2 separate regions of the Homo sapiens genome follow, and region 1 is linked to region 2. Evidence: chromatin loops called from intact Hi-C (ENCODE). Cell type or tissue: sigmoid colon. All regions are shown on one strand. Each heading gives the region's core, and the rest is flanking DNA. Links, peaks and the distances in the headings are about the cores only.

What was found. Hi-C counts contacts between places; a loop is a spot of excess contacts. Peaks named below come from ENCODE experiments on the same cell type or tissue, not always from the same donor. Only the 100,000 strongest peaks of a DNase experiment are listed, where the experiment ranks them.
Region 1: a loop joins it to region 2, with 2.8 times the contacts of the local background. A loop is called at or near these places in 34 of 110 quality-filtered maps.

What each region holds. Positions count from the first base shown.
Region 1 is chr22:37,037,601-37,050,113 of GRCh38, forward strand. No RefSeq gene overlaps it. Among named protein-coding and RNA genes, the nearest start is that of KCTD17, 7.9 kb to the right of the region's middle. RefSeq lists an enhancer at 6,125-7,038. In sigmoid colon, for the core only: a CTCF peak has its summit at 6,642 (motif pointing left); no DNase peak of the experiment used is centred there; H3K27ac peaks cover 2,059 bases; H3K27me3 peaks cover 530 bases.
Region 2 is chr22:36,777,903-36,790,298 of GRCh38, forward strand. No RefSeq gene overlaps it. Among named protein-coding and RNA genes, the nearest start is that of IFT27, 8.0 kb to the left of the region's middle. In sigmoid colon, for the core only: CTCF peaks have their summits at 4,283 (motif pointing right) and 4,483; a DNase peak (open chromatin) is centred at 4,259; H3K27ac peaks cover 420 bases.

The sequences.
Region 1 (12,513 bases), core at 4,473-9,472, 260 kb after region 2:
AAGAGAAACCAGGCGGGGAGGGGACGCGTGTGACTGTGCAGGGAGGACTGCAAGACCCTGCATGGAGGCTTCGCCAGTGTTCGGCCAGTGGTCAGCTGAGGCGCTTGGCATGGGGCTTGGGCCCCTGGGGTCGGAAATAGGGCAGGATGGTCAACCTGAGGCGAATAGAAAGAGGTTTTGGAACTGAGGTCCTTCCAGTGCAGCCCTGGAGGGTGGAAACAGGAAGGAGAGCGGGAGACAGAGCCTGGGAGCAGGGGTGGGGTGGGAAGCCGCCAGGAGCCAAGGGAGGAGGGGGCAAGCCCCAGAGGCTGCAGCTGTCCTGGCCTTGCCATTGCACAGGAGGTGCGAATACGTTAGGCTGGCTGGCAGATTCAGCGTTGGGGAAACGATTGCAATAGAAAGTGAGGCTGAGTATCATTACACTAAGTCACCCGCTTGCCGTTCGAGGACTGCAGAGTCCAAATGGGAGTTGCAGGAACTGGGCTCTGATTTATCATCACACTCAATCATTTATGTTCCAACCGATTCTGCTGCCTTTAAAAAAAAATTGGCCATAAGAAATATTTATTAAAGACCCAAAAATAAAATAGCAGAATAGGCAATTAGAGAAAGCTGTGAATTCATGATTTCTAAATAACTGGTTTTAAAAAAATAAATTATTGGCCAGATGCGATGGCTCACGCTTGTAATCCCAGCACTTTTGGAGGCCGAGGCAGGTGGATCATGAGGTCAGGAGTTCAAGACCAGCCTGGCCAACACAGTGAAACCCCCCTCTACTAAAAATACAAAAATTAGCCGGGCGTGGTGGCGCACACCTGTAATCCCAGCTACTTGGGAGGCTGAGGCAGGAGAATCGCTTGAACCCAGGAGGCGGAGGTTGCAGTGAGCTGAGATCACACCACTGCACTGCAGCCTGGGCGTCAGAGCTAGACACTGTCTCAAAATATATATTATTGTTTGAGGAGACAACACCTGTACTCTGAATAAATCTGAAAAGGTACCAAAGGATTCACAGGAGCCTCCCTCCCAGAGCAGCCCCAGTGAGTCAATTCCTTTCTCCCAGGCAAACACTATGTCAGTTTCTTGTGTATCATCAGAGATGACTTGTGCAGCTAAAAGAAAGCACATATATATGTGTATATATTGTACATATTGCTTCTCTCTTTTTTGTCCATAGCATTTTGTTTTCAGATAATATGATAGTACACCTGAAAAACCCCAGAGAATTAATAATAAAAGTTACTCAAACAATAAAAAAAAAATCAATGAGGTATACAATTAACATATGGAAATCAGGCTGGGCACACTGGCTCAGGCCTGTAATCCCAGCACTTTGCAAGGCCAAGGTGGGCGGATCACTTGAGGTCAGGAGTTCAAGACCAGCCTGGCCAACATGGCGAAACCCCGTCTCTACCAAAAATACAAAAATTAGTCAGGTGTGGTGGCATGCACCTGTAGTCCCAGCTACTCAGGAGGCTGAGGCACAGGACTCTCTTGAACCCAGGAAGTGGAGGTTGCAGTGAGCCAAGATCATGCCACTGCACTCCAGCCTGGGTGACAGTCAGACTCCATCTCAAAAAAAAAAAAAAACAACTAACACACAGAAATCAGTAGATTTCATATACTCAAACAATAGCCAGTTAGAGAATATAATGGTAGCCCAAGTGCAGAGGTTCACACCTGTAATTAATTCCAACACTTTGGAAGGCCGAGGTGGGTGGAACATGAGAGGATCGCTTGAGCCCATGAGTTCAAGACCAACCTGGGCAACGGGCGAGGGGGACTCTGTCTCTACTTTTTTATAAAATAGAAAGAGAAAGAGAGAGAGACTCTAATGGTAGAGAAAAACCTCAGTTACAATAGCAACAAAAAAAATTCAAAAGGACAGAAAAAGCAACTTAACAAGAAATGCGCAAAGCCTATTTAGGATAGCTTTAAAATAACCTCCTAAAAGACTCAAAAGTAGGTTTGAACAAATGGAAGACATCCCTCGTCCTTGAATAGGACAACTCAACATCATAAAAATGTCAGTTCTCCCTAAGATAATTTAAACATTTGACCCATCCACAATAAAAATATCAATATGCTTCTTTATTGGGCTAAAAATGCTGACCCAAGTTCACATGGAAAATCAAGCATGCAAGAATAGCAGGAAAACTTTGAAGAGAAAAAGCTACAAAGGGTCTGACCCTACAAGAATACTCTAAAGACTCTCTGTAATTAAAACAGTGTGTGGCTTGTGCATGAATAGACAGACCAATGGACTAGAATAGTGAGTCCAGAAATAGGCTCAAATACTCCAGGAAACTTAGTGTATGATAAAGGCATCTCAAACCACTGGGGCAAAGATGGACTTCTTTTTTGTTTAAGAGACAGGGTCTCGTTGTGTCATGCAGGCTGGAGTGCAGTGGTGTGATCATGGCTCACTGCAGCCTCGAATCCCTGGGCTCAAGCAATCCTCTTGCCTCAGCCTCCCAAGTAGCTGGAACTACAGGTGCGTGCCACCACACCCAGCTCCAAGTAACTCTTGAATGCGATATTTTGGCTGTTTGGACTATACATACTCAGGCAAAATACAAAATAAACAAAAAAACTTCCGATAACAAATATTGAACTCTTGTTAATAGGTTTGTTTTTCACAATGTTATAGGTTACCAATTATAAAACTAGGACTGGCTAAATAAGTAAGGAAATGTATTAAAGATACTGGGAACAAACTGTTTCCCTATTGGAGAAAAGACAAACAAATATGGAAAGGGAGAAGACTTAAATGAAGCCTGTGGTGCTGGACTGAAGTTGGAGATATCAGCGTGAACCCAGGATTTCTACTATAGACAGGTGCAGAAACAAGTGTGTGTGTGTGTGTGTGTGTGTGTGTGTGTGTGTGCACGTGTTTCCCAGCTCTAGCTCTGTTCCTTGAGATTTCCTGAAAGCAGTGACATCCTAGTGCAATGAGGCCACCAAATGCTCAGGTGTTGGTTTTATCTTTTCTTTTTTTGAGACGGAGTCCTGCTCTGTCGCCCAAGCTGAAGTGCAATGGCACGATCTCGGCTCACTGCAACCTCCAATTCTCAGGTTCAAGCGATTCTCCTGCCTCAGTCTCCAGAGTAGCTGGGATTACAGGTGCCTGACACCATGCCTGGCTAATTTTTGTATTTTTAGTAAAGACAGGGTTTCACCATATTGGTGTCAAACTCCTGACCTCAAGTGATCCACCTGCCTCGGCCTCCCAAAGTGCTGGGATTATAGGCGTGAGCCACCACACCCAGCCTGGTGTTGGTTTTAAATACCATTATCCATCAAAAGGAACTGGAGCTGCCGGGGCAGGAAAAGTATAATACGAGCCCAGACTGTTTTGCTGGGCCAGAAAGGAAGGAAGTGCTCAAATGATAATGGGGATGAGTCAGAAGGATACAGGAGCCAGTTGGGAGAGGAGAATAGAGACCTGCTGTTTAATGAGTAGAGAGTTTCAGTTTTGCAAGATGAAAAGAGTTCTGTGGATGGAAGCTGGTGATAGAATCACAACAATGCGAATGCATGTAATGTCACTAAACTGGACACTTAAAAATGGTTAAAATGGTACATTTTATGTGTATTTTACTACAATGTTTAAAAAGATTCAGTGTTTAAGAACCGGTTTTTAAAAAAGGACACAGGCTGGGCATGGTGGCTCATGCTTGTAATCTCAGTGCTTTGGGAGGCCGAGGCGGAGCGGAACACAAGGTCAGAAGTTTGAGACCAGCCTGGCCAACATGGTGAAAGCCCAACTCTACTAAAAATACAAAAACTAGCAGGGCATGGTGGCGCGTGCCTGTAGTCCCAGCTACTCAGGAGGCTGAGGCAGGAGAATCGCTTGAACCCGGGAGGCAGAGGTTGTGATGAGCCGAGATCGCACCACTGCACTCCAGCCTCCATCTCAAAAAAAAAAAAAAAAGAAAAATCGATGGGGGAAAGGAGTAACTGTACAGCTCAGAGACCTGGCAGACACCACCTGCACAAAATGATCAGCCCTGATCTCACCAGTAATGGGAGTCATGGACATCAGATTCCTTCAAGACCTGATGCACTGGCAAGAACACAACCTCATTTCTATGAGAGTCCTGCCAAAAATGCATACGCTGAATCCAATCATGAGGAAATATCAGGCAAACCCACACTGAGGGTAATTCTACTAAAAAAAAAAAAAAATCACCTATACTCCAAAAATGAAAGCAAGAGAAACTGTCCCAGATCAAAGGAGAACTAAAGAGAAATGACAAGGGAATGCAATTGTCCTAGATGGGCTCCCAGAGGCTTTTAGCAAAGTTTTTTCCTTTCTTTTTCTATAAAGGACATTAGTGGGACAAATGGAGACTGGAAGAAATCTGTAGATAAGCTATGGTATGTAACAGTATTAATTTCCCGACTTTGACCATTGTCCTGTGGTTATGGAGAGAATGTCCTTGTTTTTCAGAAATCATGCTGAAGAGTTTAGGAATGAAAAGTCATTAATTTTGCAGTTTACTTTCATATTTATTTATTTTTAATTTTTATTTTTTTTGAGATGGAGTCTCGCTCTGTCGCCCAGGCTGGAGTACAGTGGTGCAATCTTGGCTCACTGCAACCTCCACCTCCCGGGTTCAAACAATTCTCCTGCCTCAGCCTCCTGAGTAGCTGGGATTACAGGCATGTGCCACCACGCTCGGCTAATTTTTGTATGTTTAGTAGAAATGGGGTTTTATCATGCGGGCCAGGCTGGTCTCGAAGTCCTGACCTCAAGTGATCCGTCGGCCTCAGCCTCCCAAAGTCCTGGGATTACAGGCATGAGCCACCATGCCCAGCCTGTAGTTTACTTTCAAAAACAGTTCAGAAAAGTAACAAAGAAGGTGGGGAGAGAACAAAGGAAAGACTGTGTGAACACTTGGTGCGTCTGGTAAAGGCTCTACGGGATTTTTTACTATAATGTTTGCAACTTTTCTCTAAGCCTAAAATTATTTTCAAAGCGAAATGTTTTGTTGTTATTTCAATGCAGTTTTTTCTGATTTAGTTTCAGCTAGGGCTGCTCACTGACCCCACTTTCTTTTTTTTTTTTTTGAGATGGAGTCTCTCTCTGTTGCCCAGGCTGGAGTGCAGTGGCCCGATCTCAGTCACTGCAACCTCCACCTCCCGGGTTAAAGCAATTCTCGTGCTGGGATTACAGGCGCCACCAGGCCTGGCTACTTTTTGTATTTTTAGTAGAGACAGGGTTTCACCATATTGGCCAGGCTGGTCTCCAACTCCTGATCTCAAGTGATCCGCCCACCTCAGCCTCCCATAGTGCTGGGATTACAGGCATGAGCCACTGCGCCTGGCTGACCCCACATTCTAAAACAAGGTGAGGTGCTGGACTCTCGAAAGCATTTCTTGCTACTGAAGTGGTTAAGAGCTAGTCGTAGAACCCTACGACCACCCCCTGACCCACACCTCTCCTGCCCCCGGCAGAGATAGGAGAGCTGCCACCAGGAGCAGCAGGAAGGTAGAGGATGCTTTCTCTGGTGGCAGATGTTGGGGTGCTGTCCCATGGAGGAGGTGCATGGGGTGCCTCCCCTCTCCACAGGCTGAGTGAGAGGGCTTCAAGGAGGCCATCTGCGGAGCTTCACCCATGTGTCCTGGATTCTGGGGGTCTCAGAGGCTGGGTGGGCCCTTGCCTGGAAAAGCCTGCATCCTGCCAGCTGCTCCTTGCTGGGGTCAGGAGGCACATGTGCTGTGAGTCTTGTCAGGGTGGGGCCTGCCTGCAGGCTTTTCTGGGCCCAGCTGAGAGCTGGCCGAAAGGAGATGGCTTGGAGCTGTCCAGATGGGGAGTTGGTGCATGAGTGCACAGAGGCTGGAAGCGGGGTTGGGGAGTGGGTGGACGGTGGAACCCAGGAAGCTGATCCTTGGGGAGCATCCCAAGGGGCGAACCAGAGAAGACACTGCCCAGGAAGAGACCTGTAGTAGGAGCTACTCCCAGCAATGGGGGCACCAAAGAACCCTCAAAACAACCTGCCAGAAAACAAGGAGCCAGCTTGAAACATCTGCTCCGGCCACAGCAAAGCCACACCAGAGAACAAAGGACGCCAGGCAAGGAAAACCTTTCCTGCCCTTCCTTCTACCTGCATCCCCACTCCCTCGAGGGAGGAAACAGAGGGGGGATCAAAGGGTAGAAGGAGCTGGAGGACAGGCTGGGGCCAGAGCAGCACAGAGCACTCCTTGGGCTCCTCCTCTGTAAAGTGAGATCACGGCCACATCTCCCTGTTGGGTTACGATTAAAAGAGATCATCCACAAAAGTGCTTGGTGCAGTCCCTGGCACACGGAAGTACTCATAAACGTCCCTCTGGCAGCAGGGGCAGAGTCCACGGGGCCCAGGGGGACAGACGGTAGGTCCCTGGTTCTGTGCCATCAAGCTGTGGAATTACATGCATTGGAGCCAAGCAGACGTTGAGGCAGGAGAGGGGAGTCCTGGGGAGGGGAGGCTGGTGAGAGGCCGGCTGCCATGGCCTCAGTCCCAAGAGCTGAGCTTCTGCAAAAGGAATCAGCAGTAGCAGACACATAGGCAGGCAGGTGCTCTGGGGCTGCTGTCCAAGACACTCCCCAAGGACCTCAGCAGGCAGGCGCACCCCCTGCTGGTGAAGAGGAGTCTCCAGCCACTCTCCCGCCCAGTCAGGTCAGGCTGGGAGCGCGCTGAGCCCCACCCTGCTGGCTGAAGGGAGCCGAGCCCGGGGCCCAGGTGGTCCAGCAGGGACCCAAGGGGCCAGCATCACTGCCGCCCCCACTGCATCTTTGTGCAAATTAGAGAAGGCACCCTTTCCTCCAGACATTCCTGCCCTTCCTTCTACCCGCATCCCCACTCCCACCAGGGAGGAAACAGAGACGGGGTGGAGGGTAGAAGGAGCTGGAGGAGAGGCTGGGGCCAGACATTTCCAAACCTGTCACAAGTGCTGAGCTTTAGACTTTCAGAAACGAAGGAGACAGGGACTCTCCCCTGGAAGAGCTCACAGAGAGGGCCTGTAATGTCTGCAGACTCCAGGGTCACCGTCATATCATGAAAGGGTTGTCAAATATTCAGGTCTATGGACCCATATCTAGCCTCTCTGAGAATGATGCTTCCAGCCCAGGACCTAACACATAATAGATGCTCGGTGATAATGGCTAATATTCACTGTGTGCAATAGCACTAATAAGCATGAATTACATTACAATGTAAATATTGCAAACGGTTTGAAGAGGTTGCATAACTAACTAACAAGGTGTCATGAGTCAGGGTCCCAACCCGGAGTAGAGATTCAAACCCTGGGCCGTGGGCCTCTGGAAGCCTGATCTCATGTACCCATAGCTCTGGCTGGTCAGGAAACACTCTCTCTGATCGGATATGCCCGTTTCTCTCCTCAAGTGACCTGAAAAGGTGCAGAGGCTCAAAACCAAACACCCCCACATCAAGGATAAGTAACAGAATTGGCCCCAGGCAGTGATAGGATTGGATTTGACATAAAGAACAGAAAATGGCTGATCAGAATGTTCTGATGTGCTCAATCTGGGGAAGAGAACTGAAACCAAAAACCCAGCAGGGATGAATGACGTCTTAGTCATGGAACTGACAGGAGCTGTGAAACAGGCCACTCAGAAGTGAGGCAGAGACTGCTGCTAAGCTGAGAAGGTTCAAAACAGGACTCAGTGATGCGCTCAGGTGAGAACTTCAGGATGTATCTTGTGTTCTTTCAGCTCTATCTGGAGCAGAAAAAAAAAAAAAAACTCCTGGGCCATTCTAGGTCACAGAGGGGTGGGGGGGGTGACATGAGGAAATGACAGCCAGCCTGCTCTGGAGCTGGGGTCATCTAGGGTGGCCTTTCTCTCTACCTTTCCCTCCAACCCCAGGAAGGGGGAGTTGGTGGGCTTGGTTCTTCCCTGACCAAAGAGAAATGGATGTTTAAGGGGCAGCCTTTGCATCAGGCACTGATCTTGGGTCCAGGCAATGATAGACAGGGTGGCAGGACTGGCTTCACCAAAGCCAGCGTTCCCTGGTCTTCACACAGGTGGCCTGGCGAGTGCCCTCCACCTGCTAGCTCTTTAAATCCTCACAACAGCTGCAAGAGGTAAGCACTATTACTGTTCTTAATTTAGAAATGGGGAAACTGAGGTTCAGAGAGGTTAAATGACTTTGAAAAGTTACCCAACTGATAAACCACGAAGCCTTGGCTAGCATCCTTGTCTGGGGGCCTGTACCCCTTAACCATATCTCTGTTCTATTTCACTTTCAAGTGGAGTCCAGAGCCATATTAAAAAGCACTGAATGGGACGTGCGTGGTGGCTCATGCCCGTAATCCCCGCACTTTGGGAGGCTGAGGTGGGATGATCGCTTGAGGTCAGGAGTTCAAGACCAATCTGGCCAACATAGCGAGACCCCATCTTTAAAAAATGATAATAAAAAATAAAAATAAAAAGCACCAAAGCACCTGATCCCTAGTGGTCTTGTGGTTGGAGGGGGAATAAAAGAACGAAAGGAAAAAAAAAATACTTGAGGCTGCTCTTCCCAGAAGAAGACATCAGGGGGCGGTGTAACCAGCAGGCATTTGAAATCTGGCCCTCCTCCAGTTTAACCATCACCCTGAAAAGCAGCTAAGGAATGTCTGGAGTTTTATCATTATCCTCTGAATGAGGAAGACATGCAACAATCTATGCAGAGTGACAGTCCATGACTGCTGATACGGAATTCCATATTTTGTCCAAGCCTCCCAAACCCACCTACCCCAAACCAAAGCCTTCCCTAGGGCAGAGGCCACCTCTGGCAGCTTCACCTCTGTGTTTCAATGTCTGGTTTATATAGTGGGTACCCAGCAAGCCCAGCGATGGCCTGAATGCCAGGCCGGTTGTGGGGAGGGGCCAAGCATCCTTTTCAGAGGTGGGTGCACCTTTTCCCAACCCAAACATGGCTTCATCCGGACAAAGCCCAGGCACGGGCAGGGATATGGTGGCATCTGTCGGCTCTATTTAAGGGTCCCAGGTCTTGCCACCTGGCTGTTGGCTGTGGCCCTCGCCAGTGAGGTTGTGGCTTCAGATGGGAGCATTTTAGGAGCTTGCTGAGCAGAGCGCTGTGTCCAGGGATAGGTTGGGGTCTCTGTGGAAAGGACGGGGAGTGAGACTGGCCCAGACAAAGCCTTTCCCTCCATTTTGGGACCAAAGGTGCTGGCCAAGTCCCCACCTGGCACTCCAGGGCTGTATCTAAAAGGGCAGTGCCTGTGGGACGGCGGAGACCAGCCCTGCCCCAGGCTCAGACAGGCCTGTGTTGGACCAGCTGTGGGACTGCAGTTTTCTCATCTGTAATGTGCTGTCAAGAGCACCTGCCGCAAGGGTGCTGTGGGGTTCCATGGGAGGCTGGAGAGCAGAATGGTTATCAGCTGTGACTTCAGATCCAGCAAGACCAGGCTCTGAGGCCAGCGCAGTTCTCAGTAGCCATTTCCAGCACGACCTAGTAGGGACCTCTGGTCTCTGAGCCATGACCTCACCCTCTGTAAGATGGGGGTGGGAACAAGATGGATCTCATTGGCTTGCTGTGAGGATTACAGGAAAAACACATGGGCGCTACTTGGTCCAGAACAAACCCTCAATAAATGACAGCTGCTGATCCTGCTGTCACAGGATGCCTGGGACACGGTCTGTGGCACATAGCAGATGGTAAACTTGTCTTCGTTGGATACACATGGTACGTGTGGCGTTGCACTTAGGACAGTGTCTGGCACATGGGAAGCATGAAGCAGTGAAATAAAATAATATGGGGCCAGGTGTTCACATCTGTAATTCCAGTACTTTGGGAGGCCAAGGTTGGCGGATCACTTGAGGTCAGGAGTTACAAACCAGCCTGGCCAATATGGTGAAACCCAATCTCTACTAAAAAATACAAATATATGAATTAGCCAGGCATGGTGGTGGGTGCCTGTAGTCTCAGCTGCTCAGGAGGCTGAGGCAGGAGAATTTCTTGAACCTTGGGTGACAGAGCAAGACTCTGTCTCAAGAAAAAAGTAGGCCGGGCGCAGTGGCTCATGCATGTAATCCCAACACTTTGGGAGGCCGAGGCAGGTGGATCACCTGAGGTCAGGAGTTTGAGACCAGCCTGGCCAACAGGGTGAAGCCCCATCTGTACTAAAAATAAAAAAAAAAAAAAATTAGCCAAGTGTGGTGTTGCACATCTGTAATCCCAGCTACCCGTGAGGCTGAGGCAGGAGAATCGCTTGAACCCAGGAGGCGGAGGTTGCAGTGAGCTGAGATCGCACCACTGCACTCCAGCCTGGTTGACAGAGTGAGACTCGGTCTCTAAATAAATAAATAAATAGAAAAAAATAAAATAACACGGAAATACAGCATGAAGGAAGAAGACTCCATCTCTGCCCTAAAGATATTCCCAGTGTATTTGGGTTTCTGTTCCATTCATCCCCCTCCCAAAGTCAGGCCCAGTGTTTGACACCTGCAATATGGCAGAGTGGGGACAGGGCCTGTCCTCAGGGAGCTCACACTGTAGAGTGAGGGAAACAGACCAGAAAATGGTGCTACTGGAAGTGGGGGTGGTCTCTGGGTAGGTCCCCCACAATGTAAATGTTGGCTCTTACCCTTCCCTCCCCCTTTCTCCCTCCCTGCCCCTGGGCTGTCCCCCACCCCAACTATCTATCTTGGCACCAACGCTAGGTTAAGATTCCCCAAATGCCACACTGATGACACTCCTCCTTTGCTGAAAGACTCGGTGCTGTCCAAGTCCTGCTGTAGCATCCACACGCCTCAGTACAGAGAGGCAACCCTAGGTGGGCAGCAGCTGGCCCAGGAAGCATGGGAGCTGTTCCTCACCTTCCTGACTTTTTTTTTTTTTTTTTTTTTTTTTGAGACAGGGTTTCACTCTGTCACGCAGGCTGAAGTGCAGTGGTGCGATCATGGCTCACTGCAGCCTCGATCTCCTGGACTCAAGGTATCCTCCCACCCCAGTCTTCCCAGTAGCTAGGACTACAGGCACATGCCACCAAGCCTGGCTAATTTTTTTAAATTTTCTGTAGAGACGGGGGTCTTGCTATGTTGTCCAGGGTGGTCTTGAACTCCTAGGCTCAAGAGATCCTCCCACCTCGGCCTCCCAAAGTGCTGGGATTACAGGCGTGAGCCACTGCATCTGACACCTTCCCAACTTCTCCTCAGGTGAACTCCTTGTTTCATTCCAACTGGCCCACAGCTGGCCTCTGGAATGCCCTCATTCTTCCCCATACAGCTTTGCTCTTTCTTCTTTCCCCTCTCACCCCACCCTCCCCTCTCCCCACCTCCCAAGACCCTCCCTGGGCCCTTTTCTCTGACACTTTGTTGTTGTTGTTGTTAAGACGGAGTTTTGCTCTTGTTGCCCAGGCTGGAGTGCAATGCCGCAATCTCAGCTCACCGCAACCTCTGCCTCCCGGGTTCCAGCAATTCTCCTGCCTCAGCCTCCCAAGTAGCTGGGATTACAGGTGTGCGCCACCACACCTGGCTTATTTTTTATATTTTTGGTAGAGACAGGGTTTCATCATGTTGGCCAGGCTGGTCTCGAACTTCTGACCTCAGGTGATCCGTCCTCCTTGGCCTCCGAAAGTGCTGAGATTACAGGTGTGAGTAACTGTGCCTGGCCTGGGCTCCCCCTACTCTTGACCCAGATGTAGGTGGTCTTCTAACTGGTCTCTCTTCTAACTGGTGCTTCAAACCACCCTCCCAGCAACCTAAGGGTGATCCACATTGCAAATCTGACCGTGTCACTCCCCTGCCTGCCACCCTTGCGTGAAAGAATAAGTATCTCCTGCTCTAGTTTTGCTTTAGCTGACAATGGTCAAGGCCTCACTAAGTGCCAGCAGTCCTGCCAGTCTTTCAAGGCCACTTCACATCCCATCTCATTCACCCATTCATGCATTCAACATAGTAAATGCCAGGGACTGTGCTAGGTGTTTTTTTTTGTTTTCTTTCTTTCCTCCCTCCCTTCCTTCCTTCCTTCCTTCCTCCTTCCCTCCCTCTTTCTTTCCCTCCCTCCCTCCTTCCTTTCCTCTCTCTCTCTCTTTCTTTGACGGAGTCTCACTCTGTCACCCAGGTTGGAGTGCAATGGCATGATCTTGGCTCACTGCAACCTCTACCTCCCGGGTTCAAGTGATTCTCCTGCCTTAGCTTCCTGAGTAGCTGGAACTACAGGCGTGAGCCACCATGCCCGGCTAATTTTTGTATTTTTAGTAGAGAAGGGGTTTCACCATGTTGGCCAGGCTGGTCTCGAACTCCTGACCTTGTGATCTGCCTGCCTCGGCCTCCCAAAATGCTAGGATTACAGGCGTGAGCCACCGGCTGTTTTTTGGTTTTCTATCGTTTTATTTTTTTAAAATAGAGATGGGGGCCAGGCGCAGTGGCTCGCACCTGTAATCCCAGCACTTTGGGAGGCCAAAGTAGGAGGATCACTTGAGCTCAGGAGTTCAAAACCAGCCTGGCCAACGTGGTGAAACCCTATCTCTACTAAAAATACAAAAATTAGCCAGGCGTGG
Region 2 (12,396 bases), core at 2,334-7,333:
TTCCAACCCTAAGATAAACCCACCCCCCGACCAGAGACATGCAGCCCCAAGATAACCTCCCCTCTGGTCAGAGAGATGTCAGCCCCAACATAACCCACCCTCAGACCGGAGACATTCCAACCCCACAGTAAACTTCTCCTCCACACAGAAACATTCCAAGCCTGTGGTAAGCTCTCTTGCCCTAAACCCTTAAATACTCTTAGTCTGTAAGAGAGAGCACTCCTGACTGAAATTGGCCAGAAGCCCCTCTCAGGTTTATGCTCCAAAATAAACCTGTATTTAACTGTTGAGCCACTTTTCATGTTTCTTGCCTCTTTCTTTAACTCTTGCAGGTAATAATCACACCTCCCTCCCAGGGCTGTTCTCTGTTCCCCACCCACTGTCTCCCTTTTGTTGCTGCTACTCTGTGTGATTTTAGTCAGCATTATCATAAGAGCATTGTAGAACTTTCTAGAGAGATGGTAAACACTTGTATGGTGAATTCTGTCCCCCTTCACCTCATGGACCCAAGGGCCTTCTATACATTTCTGTGACTGAAGGTAAGCTGAATGAGAGTCACTAGGTTTAAGGTGGTCAGAGAATTTTGGAGCCATGGGGGCTCCTGAGCAATTCGAGTTATCCCATTTCTGAGCAGCTCTAATAGTCACAGCTGGCCTATGTTGACCACAGACTTAAGGCTGGCCTTGTTCTAAGTGATTTTAGGGATTAATTAGTTTAATTTCACATTTACATTTGATATTCACAATAACCATGTATCATCCCCATTTGATAGATGGGGAAACTAGGGCCCAAATGAGATTAAGTGAAACACCGAAGGTCACCTAGCTAGTGAGTAGCAGAGATGGATTTGAACTCCTTCTCACCCTTCCTAAAGAGCAAATACTTATTGAGTTCCTTGCCGTAATAACTTGCGTTGATTGAGCATTAGATGTGAGGCATCTGCTAAGCACTTCACATCCTCTCTCCTGTATGAAACCATGACCCTGGGAAGTGGAAACTCTCATTCATTTGAAGAAAGGAAAGAGCCACAGAGAGGCCAAGGTCATGCAACAAGTCAGCCAGATCCAGAACCAGCCTCAGATCTCTTGACTCTGGGGACCAATGTTTGTTTCTTTGTTTTCCCCCATTATCCAGCATAGTCTCTCCATTTTCATTAATTAGCTTTTCTTGAGTGCCTACCATCAGCCAGGCATGGTGTTGGTTGCTGGATCCACTGAAGGGTGGGGATGACAGAGCCCCAGGCTTTACCTCTGGGTGAGATATCACGGCAATGTGGGAATACGGGCCCAGGGTTGCACACTTTTCTAGAGGAGCCAGGAATCTGGATTTTTGTGTGAAATCCCCTGACCTGTTAGTGTTGGCAATGAACTTAAATTTAAAACACTGTAGCTGCAGTAGAAACCTCTGTTGACCGGTTCAACCTGGGGGCTGCTCATCTACGATCTTTGGTAAAGAAAGGAAGACCAACATGTGGACAAGTCACTGTGCCACAGGTGGATATGGGACTCCCTATGTACACCTCGAGGAGCATTCCTAACCCTGGGTGGATGGAGAGGGAGTCGGGAAGGATATTCTGAAAGGAGAGCCTTGTAGGAATTTGCGAGGTGGACACAGGGGAAGGCAAATGCTGGGTGGATGGGTCAGCACATGCAAAGGCTCAGAGCTCTGGGAGGGCAGCAGATGGAACACACGGTGGAATGGCAAGACCCAGAGTAGAACCCTTGTTTGAGGAATTAATTCAACAAATATTCTGTTGAGTGCTTGCTAAGCACTAGGACGTAGAGGTGGACAGAACCATCTAGCCCAGTGGAGCGGCAGATGATCAAGCAGTAATGATCTATGATTGCATGTAGTCAATGTTGAATAGGGGAGGATGTGGTGCAGAAAGAACAAATACCCTATGCTCTGATCCCTGGACTGGCACACCAGCATCACCTGGGGATTAGTAAGAAATGCATTTTCCCAGGCCCCACCCCTGACCAGCTGAACACTGGAGGTGGAGCCCACAATCTGCTTCCATAAGGCCTCCTGGTGACTCCGACACAAGCTCATGTTGAGAACTGCTTTTCTTAGCTAATGCCAGGACCCACCTTTATCTACTCTATTGGGTCATTTTACTGTTTTTCAAGCTCCTCGGGAACGTTCCCACCGCAGGGCCTTTGTACGCACTGTTCCCAATGAGGCTGTATGACTCTCCTTCATGATCTTCAGATCTCAGCTCAAACGTCATGCCTTCGGGGAGCCCTCCCAAACACACAATTTAAGCATCGCCCCCAATCTGTCAGTCTCAATATCCTTGACTTACTTTACTTTCTTCATAGCGTTCACTACTACCAGAGATTACACAGTCTGTCCCTCTGTATCCGTGGGGGATTGGTAACCATGGATATCAAAATCCAGGGCTACTCAAGTCCCCTATATAAAATGTTGTAATATTTGCACAAAACCTACACACGTCCTCCTGTATACTTTAAGTCACCTCTAGATTACTTTCAATAACTAATACAATGGAAATGCTATAGAAATATTGGTATACTGTATTTTATCTGTATTATTTTTATTGTTGTATTGTTATTTTTTTATTTTTGCAATGTGCAGTTAGTTGAATCCAGAGATGTGGAACCCGTGGATGCAGAGGGCCACCTATATTCCATATTTATTAGTTTATTTATATGGTATCTGTCGCCCTCCACTAGAAGGTAAGCTTCATGAGAACTGACACTTGGTCTCTTTTGTTCACCCAGTATCTAGGACAGTCCCCTGCATGGTGAGGCACCCCGTAAATACTTCTGAATGAATGAATGACTCTCATAGGGTTTACCCTTCCGGTTGTGTATTCATTCATTCAACAAGCACCAACTCTTGAATATCAGTTTTTGGGCAAGCAATGGGCTTACTACTGAGAGATGTGCAATGACCATTCAGATGGGGTAACCTCATCCTGGGTCCTCTCCCACCCCTAGCCTGCACCCCTAGCTACACCCATATGCTCTGTGGAAGAGGAAGTATTAACAGTGCTGCTTCCCAAAGCCAGGGACTAGACTGTTGGGGCTGATTACTGGGGCTTTGGATAAGAGGGGAGTGGAGGGGCAGCTGCTGACAAGTTGTTCCCAGAAATTGTTCAATCATCCTGGGGTTGAACACGTCCCGACATCCCTGAAGAGCAGCATGCGGATGAGCCACGGCTCCCTGCCAGGGACAGCAGCAACATTCCACGCACAGCGCCAGGGCTGATCATCCCCAATGCAGGGCCCAAGCCCCTTTGCCACTGTGTCTTGACAGCCAGGGGGTTCTCCTTCTGCCTGGGCCCCATCACAGCCCCTTCACTTATAGGGTGTAGTAGCAGAATTGTTGGATGGAATCCAACAATTGGGTAAATAGGAGATTTTAGGGGAAATTAAATAATTGAGAGTGATTCTGCATGAATTCTCAAGAAGAATATCTTTCATACATTAAAGCAGATTTGCTCAAATGCCCTCATGTCAGAGGCAATGCCAAAAAGAGAGTGCTAATAGATTTGTAGAAATTTTATGTATTTAGATCAGGGTTTCCCTACCTCGGCACTATTGACATTTGGGGGTGAAGGGTTCTTAGTTATGGGGGCTGTCCTGAGCAATATAGACAGCATCTCTGTCCTCTGCCCACTAGATGCCAGAGCAAGCTCCCTTGCTGAGACCACCAAAAATGTCCCTGGACATTGCCAAATGTCCCCTGGGGGGCAAAATCTTCCACGGATGAGAAGCACTGATTTAGATGTATGAACCCACTGAATAAAGGATATTGATTTTGCACTTGCAATCTACAAGGCCTTGGGCCTCGGGCTTCCTGGGCTTGAATCTTTGTCTTGCCACCTCTCCTCTGTGTCTCAGTCTCCTCCCACCTGCTCCAGTAGGCGCTTTGAGGCTCAGAAGAGTGGCCACATGCAAGGGGTCCCCAGCACGCCTGACACGTGGTAAGACTCAGTGAGCACCAGTTCTGATGAACAGCCACTGGGGTGGCCATGAGTCCCTGGAGGAGGATTTATAATGCGGTGGTACAGTTCTGTTTTACAATTTCCTATAACGCACTGTCACATCTGGTGCACTGCCTTCTCTCGGTAATGACCTTTGCTGTTCTTTTTTCCACTGTTCACGTGGGCCCGGTTGTTTATGTCTCCGCTGATGCAGTACTTGGCGGTGGCCATCTCAATAAAGGGCAGAGGAAATGGAACTGACTCACCTTCTGTGCGCCCGGAATGCAAAGTGGAGGCCTGAGCTGTGGCCTCGGCGGGGCACGGAGGCCGCGATGTCCTGATTCTGTCAGCAGGGGGCAGCAGCAGCCGGGAAATTGTCTGCTGCAGGAGGGCAGAAGGGCTGCCGCCTTTTGACTTATTTGCTGCCGCCTTTATTTAAAGTTGAGCAAATCATCCCTCCAGAGCCACCCGGAGGCCCCCTTTAACAGCCCGAGATACTCCATCTGCAGAAGCCAAGAGCCGCTTTTCCAGAACGTTCCACATTAGTGCATCTCTGTCCGTTTGCTCGCCAACTGAGAATGAGAGGCTGAGACATCACCTGGGCGCCTCTCTTTGAGGCGCGGTGCTTTGATTTACATCCCAGAGCCAAGGGCTCCTGAGTCCTGCTGGAGAGTTCTTCTCGCACCTGCCGCCTTCCCTCACTGCCCCCTTTCCACACTCCACGCATAAAGCCTGGGTGGTTGTGTTCAAGGAGGGCCAAGGAATTCTGGGTGCCCCAGGCTGAAGCTATGTCAAATTCTGCTAGAGGCAAAGTTGAGTGGGTCCCTGACACTCTACCCTTTTTTCCCTTCCCCGGCCCCCACTCCATATAACACCCTGCAGCTGCGCGACACAGTGCCCTTCCCAGAACAGCCCTCCCCCGGCAGCTGCACCCACCACACTCAGGGCCCATCTTAGTTGATTCCTCACCTCATGCACTTGGAAACTTAATAGCCCAGTTTCATTCTCGCATCATACCTTGGAATACGCCGTAGACATCCTGGGTTCCATTTTCCACCCAGCGGCCAGCATCGTCCTTTACAAATCTTAATTTCGGATAGGTAATCTCACCCCAAGATTCAACATTTAAAAGAGAAAATCTACAGAGAACGTCCCCTCCGTCCCGCCCCTGACAGTTGCTTATGTACCCTTTCGGAGAGATTTTACATATATCCCAGCACAAAAGCACATACACATTCTTTTTTTTTTTTTTCCTTGGGACAGAGTCTTGCTGTTTCCCAGGCTGGAGTGCAATGGCGCAATTTCGGCTTGCTGCAATCTCCGTCTCCAGGGTTCAAGCCATTCCCCTGCCTCAGCCTGCCGAGTAGCTGGGACTACAGGCGCCCGTCACCACGCGTGGCTAATCTTTTGTATTTTTAGTAGAAACGGGGTTTCACCGTGTTAGCCAGAATGGTCTCGATCTCCTGACTTCAGGTGATCCGCCAGCCTCGGCCTCCCAAAGTGGTGGGATTACAGGCGTGAGCCACCGTGCCTGGCCACATACACATTCTCATTCTTTCTCTCCTTCTTCCCTCTGCAAATAGAAGCCAGCACCCGCTCTTCCATCTAATGTACTTTGGAGTGGCCCCATGTCTGTACTCAAAGTGCGCTCGGTCTTTTGTGTGGCTGAGTCCCGTTCAGCTGTAAAAAGTGATACTTCTAAATATCACCGCATTTCCACTGAAAGTCCCCCAAAGGCTTCCCACTGTGCTTGGGGGAAAGTCCACCTTTCCCACGGAGCTGTCAGGACTGGTGAGTGGGCAGTGCCTCCTCCCTGGCAGTTTTCATCTGCCCAGCAGCTGGCTCTCTGCATCCTCACATTCGACTTGCCCGTTCTGCCTCAGGGCCTTAGCCCTGCTGCCCTCACTCATCTAGTTAACTCCTGTATGCCTTTCTCAGCTCAAACATCATTTGCCCTCCATGTCCTGCACACTCTGGACACCAGTGGCAGTCACCACCACTTGTAGTTACTGTCGGGGCACACCACTGCAGGCTCTAGAGCCAGACAGACCCCTGGGGTTCAAATCCCAGCTCCACCACTTCCTTGCTGTGTGACCTTGGGCAGCTGACTACACCTCTCTGTCCCTGTTTCCTCCCATGTGGAATGGGAGCATGAATAGATCCCTGGTCCTGGGGTTTTGTAGTGGGGATTAAATGACTGGCCAGAGCAAGCCTCTACTACCTGCTGGTGCAAATCTTTGAGGGAGGACCACGTCTCCTTGGCAGCCATCATATCCTGGTGCCTGGTTGATAGTAGGAGTTCTATAAATATGAGTCAAAATGACTGCACTTTAGTATGGGTCTCTGTAGGAATCATCGTCTTAACCCACTGGTTCTCAAACTGAGCCGCTCATGATACTAGTTAATAACATGATAATAACAGCCAGGCTGGGTGTGGTGGCTCACGCCTGTAATCCCAGCACTTTGGGAGGCCGAGGAAGGTGGATCACCTGAGGTCAGGAGTTCGAGACCAGCCTGACCAACATGGTGAAACCCCATCTCTACTAAAAGTACAAAAATTTGCCAGGTGTGGTGGCTCACACCTGTAGTCCCAGCTACTCAGGAGGCTGAGACAGGAGAACTGCTTGAACCCGGGAGGTGGAGGTAGCAGTGAGCCGAGATCACGCCACTGCACTCCAGCCTGGGCAACAGAACGAGACTTCATCTCAAGAAAAAAAGAACAGAAAGGAAAAGAAGAGAAAAGAAAAGAAAAAAGAAAAAAAATTAACAGCCTGCCGTCACTGACCCAGGCCAGGCTCTCTCCTTAGATTGTGTCATCTCACTCTCACAACCATCTGGACAGGCAGGTAGCATCATGATCTCAAGATCCCTATTTTACAAGTGAGGAAACTGAGGTACAAAGAGATTAAGTAGCTTGTCAGAGGTCACACAGTAGCTGAGCTAGGAGTCAAATTCAGGAAGCCTTCTAGGAAACAATAAACATTTGATAAACATTGTCTTAACCCAAAGATGCTTATCTCTGTGACTAGGGGAAGGGGCTCTGCCTAATTCTATTCTGGGCAGGTGTCCAGACCCAGCTCAAATGCCCCTCCTTCCTCCTACCTCCAACCCTGCATCCCATGTCCTGATTTACACCTGGACTCTCAGAGAGGAGAGGTGGCTGTTCTACCCAAACCAATCCATCTAATTAAGGATTTGCAGCCCCTGATATCCTCTCCAGCCAGTGCCCTGACTGTTATCCCCTCTGAGCCTTCTGCGTCTGCTGCCCTCTGCCACCCCTGCTGCCCACACAAGCTCGAGCCTTTCCCACATCTCCAAGGGAGACCATCCCTTATTCCTGCATTTCATCCTTGAAAGTATGGCTCCTCCAAGGACTTTCCAGGCCCTCTTTCATTCCCTCACCTCCACTTATTCCATGATATGCCACAAACCATCTTACCCCAAACCTGTGTCAAAGGTTACTCATGGCCAGGCGCGGTGGCTCACGCCTGTAATCCCAGCACTTTGGGAGGCCGAGATAGGCAGATCACTTGAGGTCAGGAGTTCGAGACCAGCCTTGGGCAACATGGTGAAACCCTATCTCCACTAAAAATACAAAAATCAACCGGGCATGGTGGTGCATGCCTGTAATCCCAGCTACTCGGGAGGCTGAGGCAGGAGAATCGCTTGACCCCAGGAGGTGGAGGTTGCAGTGAGCTGAGATTGCGCCACTGCACTCCTGCCTGGGTGACGGTGAGACTCTGTCTCAAAAAAAAAAAAGGAAAATCACTCATGGCTGGGTGGTCAAGTCCAATGCCAGGGTTTAGGATAGGGGACACTTTGCGCTTACTATGTGCTAGGCCTGGAATAAGCACTTAAGCCTCATAGTAACTGCATGAATTGGGGACTATCATTATGCCCATTCTACAGATGAGGAAACTGAAGCACAGGGACGTTTAGCAATATACTAGCCATGAACCCACCTTCTTAGCCACTGGCCACACTATCTCCAATGGAGCATCTCTGCAGAGGTGGCACTGCCTCTCCTTCCTCCCGGCATTCCTCTGCCTTGCTTGGAGACCCCTCTTCTCCTGCTTCTCTTCCTGCAGCTTCCCCCTCCACTGGGCTTTCTCCCATACCTTGGAGCCTTCTCTGCTCCCTGCTCCTGAAGTGACTCCCCTAGGGCTCATCCTGACCCTTCCTTCCCTCCAGGGGCTTCCTGGTGAGCACTTTCTCTGTCACTTGACAGACAGCAGTCCACTTGATATGGCTGGGCTTGGGACAATAATACCTGTAACCTCCCTCTTCTTTAAAGAGTTACCACGAGGGTCAAAACTGACACCACGTAGTGCCTAAGCGTGCTTTGCAAACTGTGAAATGCTGGACAAAGGTAACGGCTGTCACTGTTACCATGATCAGCTCCGTTCAGAGGTTGGTTCCCTCATCCTCTCCTCCAAATATTTTTGGCACAAGTCGTCAGCACCCATATGCGGCATCTGGGAGCTGAAATTCAGAAGCCGCCTAACGGGTTGTGAAAATATCCGTTAGATGTTCAGGCTATAAAGCTGGGGGGCCTTTCTCCAATGGAACTGCAGGGGAAACGCAGGCTGGCTGAGAGAAGAGCATTATCCGACTGGGCCAGTGGGGCAGGACTCCAGGCTGCCTCCCGAGCCTCTTAGAGCTGTAAACAGGCGTGATTGTTTTGGCAGGAGGCATCCCACTGTCAAAGAGGAAGCTGATGAGATGCAAAGCAACCCAGACCCTTTCAACTTCTCCCACCCGAGGGTGGTGTGCCCAGTGATGCGAGCACCCGGTAGAGGGACAGGAGGGCAGACATTTAAGCCAACAGATCTGAGTTTAAAGTCTGAGCAAAAAACATGTCTGTGGCCTACTCTCAGTATCCCCATCTGGCTTGCTGGGAAAGATTTTGAACATCCTACCGACTTAATCTTTGTTGGGAAAACACAGTTTTGGGATATGCCGAGCTGGAGAGTGGGCTCTGAATTGTGTAATATACTCCCCGACTGCTGGACTTCACCTGGTCTGGTAACTCTTACCTGGGCTCCGTCCATTTTCCAGAGGAGGAAACTGAGGCTCAGCTAAATGCATCAAATGACACGTGGACACGAAATAGCTAATAAGAAGAAGGACTGAGACGAGAATTGAAATCTTCTCTCTCCAAACCTGAACCCCCTGGCTTACTGGCTGGGTGATCTTGGGAGAGCTCGTGAACTTCTCTGAGCCTCTGTTTCCTTATCTGTAAAGTGGGGCTGATGATGAGACCTACCTCTGAGAGCTGTGAGGGTTACATGGGATTCTTACATGGAAACCACTTGGCCCAGCCGAAGAGTAAACACTGGGTGAATGCCCCCGGTTATTACTACTTTAGGGCACACAGTTGTTAAATAAATAGAGGAGTGGATGAATAAATAAATGCACTCTTTTCTCTACCAGGGACTGGAAGCTTTCTTTGCAAGAAGCCCATGAAGTGTAGGCAATTTCCTTTTGATGGCAATAAAGTTGGGCCTCGCTTCCTCTGTGATTCACATTCTTGAAGATCTTTCCAAATGCAGAGAAAGGGCTGGCCCCAGATCATCCGACATGGTCTCTCTGGTGATGCTGACAAGGTGACGTTTTGGATGATTATGCAAGAAACCTTCCAAGAACTGACCCTCTGCTCCAGCAAAAAGCTTTGAATTTTGCAAAACTGCCGGAGCATAGCAATTTCTCATCTGGCGCTGGCTCACCCAGTGAGCTTTGCAGGCATCCCAGAATTGTCTCTGAAACACTCTGCCCATTGCCCTCTCTTCGCCCCTCGAGAGTTAACAGATGTGAGCGCTACAGGAGAGGGTGACAAGTGGCCCAAGACCTGGAGAAGCTGGGGTGGTAAGAGCAGGGCGCAGGCTTCTTGCTGGAGTGCATCCCAGGCGGCCCCGCAGGCTCTCTGGTGAATACAGAGAGCATCAGAGCACACTCTGTTTCCACAGCACGATGTTCAAGGGACTGGTCCTGCAGCGACTGCTTCCCTGCCACATTTGCTCTGGGCTGTGGAGAGCTGGCTGCTTTCTAGTTTGTGTTCCTGAATACTGGACACGCATCGGGACTGTGGTGCAAATAACCCCACAGGATAGACCAGTTTAGCTCGGGCTCCAGGATTAGATAAACCACATACAATCCCCAACTCCAACACTGGCTTGGTGGGGCTTCCCCAGGAGCCAATCCACAGCAAGGACTAGAGTACAAGTGGTTTATTGTAAAGTGATTCCCAAAGCACCTCCAGGGGAGTGGACAAGTGAGAGAGGGAGAAGGAGGAAGGCAGAAGGGGGAACTAATGAGCCCACCACCACCACCTGTGGTCTACAGAGGCTCAGGCCTGCCGGGCTCTGGGAGACTGCCTGGAGCTGACCTCAGATCATCCTGGCAGAGGGGAGGAAGCTGGTGTGTTCTGATCCAGCTCACTGTTCTGTGTTGGTTGAGGGCTGCACAGGGCACTGCTCTCGGGCGCTTCTGCCTCGGCCTGTGCAGGGGCTGAGTGGGCTCCCACAGCCCTTGGACAAGAGGCTTAGGTCTTCAGGGCAAGGGGGATGGGGGTGCAGGCCCCCCGGTATCTGGGATATGAGATCCATCACCCAGGCTTGGATGGAAAGTATACTCAACGGAGGAAGTGCTCAAGGCAGGAGGCGATTACTATTACAGTTTGCTACTCATGTGTCTGGAAGGGCCCTTCCTTCCTTGCTTCCTTCCTTTTTTCTTTCTTTCTTTCTTTCTTTCTTTCTTTCTTTCTTTCTTTCTTTCTTTCTTTCTTTCTTTCTTTCTTTTTTTCTTTCTCTTTCTTTTTCTTTCTCTTTCTTTGTTTTCTTTCTTTGTTTGTTTCTTTTTTTTTTTTTTTGAGATGGAGTTTTGCTCTTGTTGCCCAGGCTGGAGTGCAATGGTGTGATCTCGGCTTACCACAACCTCCGCCTCCCAGGTTCAAGTGATTCTCCTGTCTCAGCCTCCCGAGTAGCTGGGATTACAGGTGCATGCCACCATGCCCGGCTAATTTTTGTATTTTTAGTAGAGACAGGGTTTCACCATGTTGGCCAGGCTGGTCTCGAACTTCCGACCTCAGGTGATCTGCCTGCCTCAGCCTCCCAAAGTGCTGGGATTACAGGTGTGAGTCACTGCGCCCAGCTGGCCCTTTTCTTTCTTAACGTGAGAACGGTCTGTCTTTCAAATGCCCAACTTAGATGCCACATCTTCTATGGTACCTTTTAATGTTTTATTTTTTTAGAGACACGGGATCTCTCAACGTTGCCCAGGCTGGACTCAAACTCCTGGGCTCATGCAATCCTCCCACCTCTGCCTCTGGAGGAGCTGAGACTACAGGTGGACGCCAACGCACCCTGTATGGCACCTTTTTCTGCCTGTATTGGTTCCTCAGGGCTGTTGTAACAAGTGACTATAAACTAGGTGACTTAAAAGGACAGAGATTTATTCTTCCATGTTTCTGGAGGCCAGCAGTCTGAGATCCAGGTGTCAGCAGTCCCCCTGTGAAGACTCTGGGAACACTCTCTCCTTGCCTCTTCCGGCTGCTGGTCCCTGGCTGTGGCAGCATCACCCCAGCCTCCGTCTTCACCTCTGCCTTCACTGGGCTTTCTTCCCTGGGCCTCTGCCCGTCTTCTCCTTTTCTGTCTCTTTTAAGGACACCTGTCATTGGATTTATGGCCCACCCTTATCAAGGAGGATCTCATCTCGTGATCCTTACCTTAATTACATCTTCAAAGACCCTTATTCTGAATAAGGGCACAATCCGAGGCTCTGGAGGACCTAGCTTGTGGGGAGTGCTATTCAACCCACTACACTACGTGTTGTAAATTTTCTTTGATTTCTACAGCATTAGTTAGAATTACGTCTGTTTCAGGTACAGACTGCAGCAACTTAACCAAACAGGGGCCTGTTTTCCTCCTGTCACAGGCACTCTTTTTTGTTGTTGTTGTTTTTGTTTGTTTTTTGAAATGGAGTCTTGCTCTGTCGCCCAGGCTGGGGTGCAGTGGCATGATCTCGGCTCACTGCAGCCTCCGCCTCCTGGGTTCAAGTGATTCTCCTGCCTCAGCCTCCTGAGTAGCTGGGATTACTGGTGTGCACCATCACACCTGGCTAATTTTTGTATTTTTAGTAGAGGTGGGGTTTCACCATGTTGGCCAGGCTGGTCTCGAACTCCTGGGCTCAAGTGATCTTCCCACCTCGGCCTCCCAAAGTGCTGGGATTATGGGCACGAGCCACCCTTAGGCTGGCAGCTTGCAGGCCAGTGGGAGGGCTTTAAAGAGCCATCAGGGACCCAGGCTTCTCCTGGATTTCTAATGCCGCTGTCCTCAGCTACGTCTTTAGTTTCTGTGGTTATAGGAAGACAGCTCCGTCTCTGGGCACCAAGTCTGCATCCTAGACATGGCAAAGGAGGAAGACCAAAGCCAGAGGCTTCCGTGCAA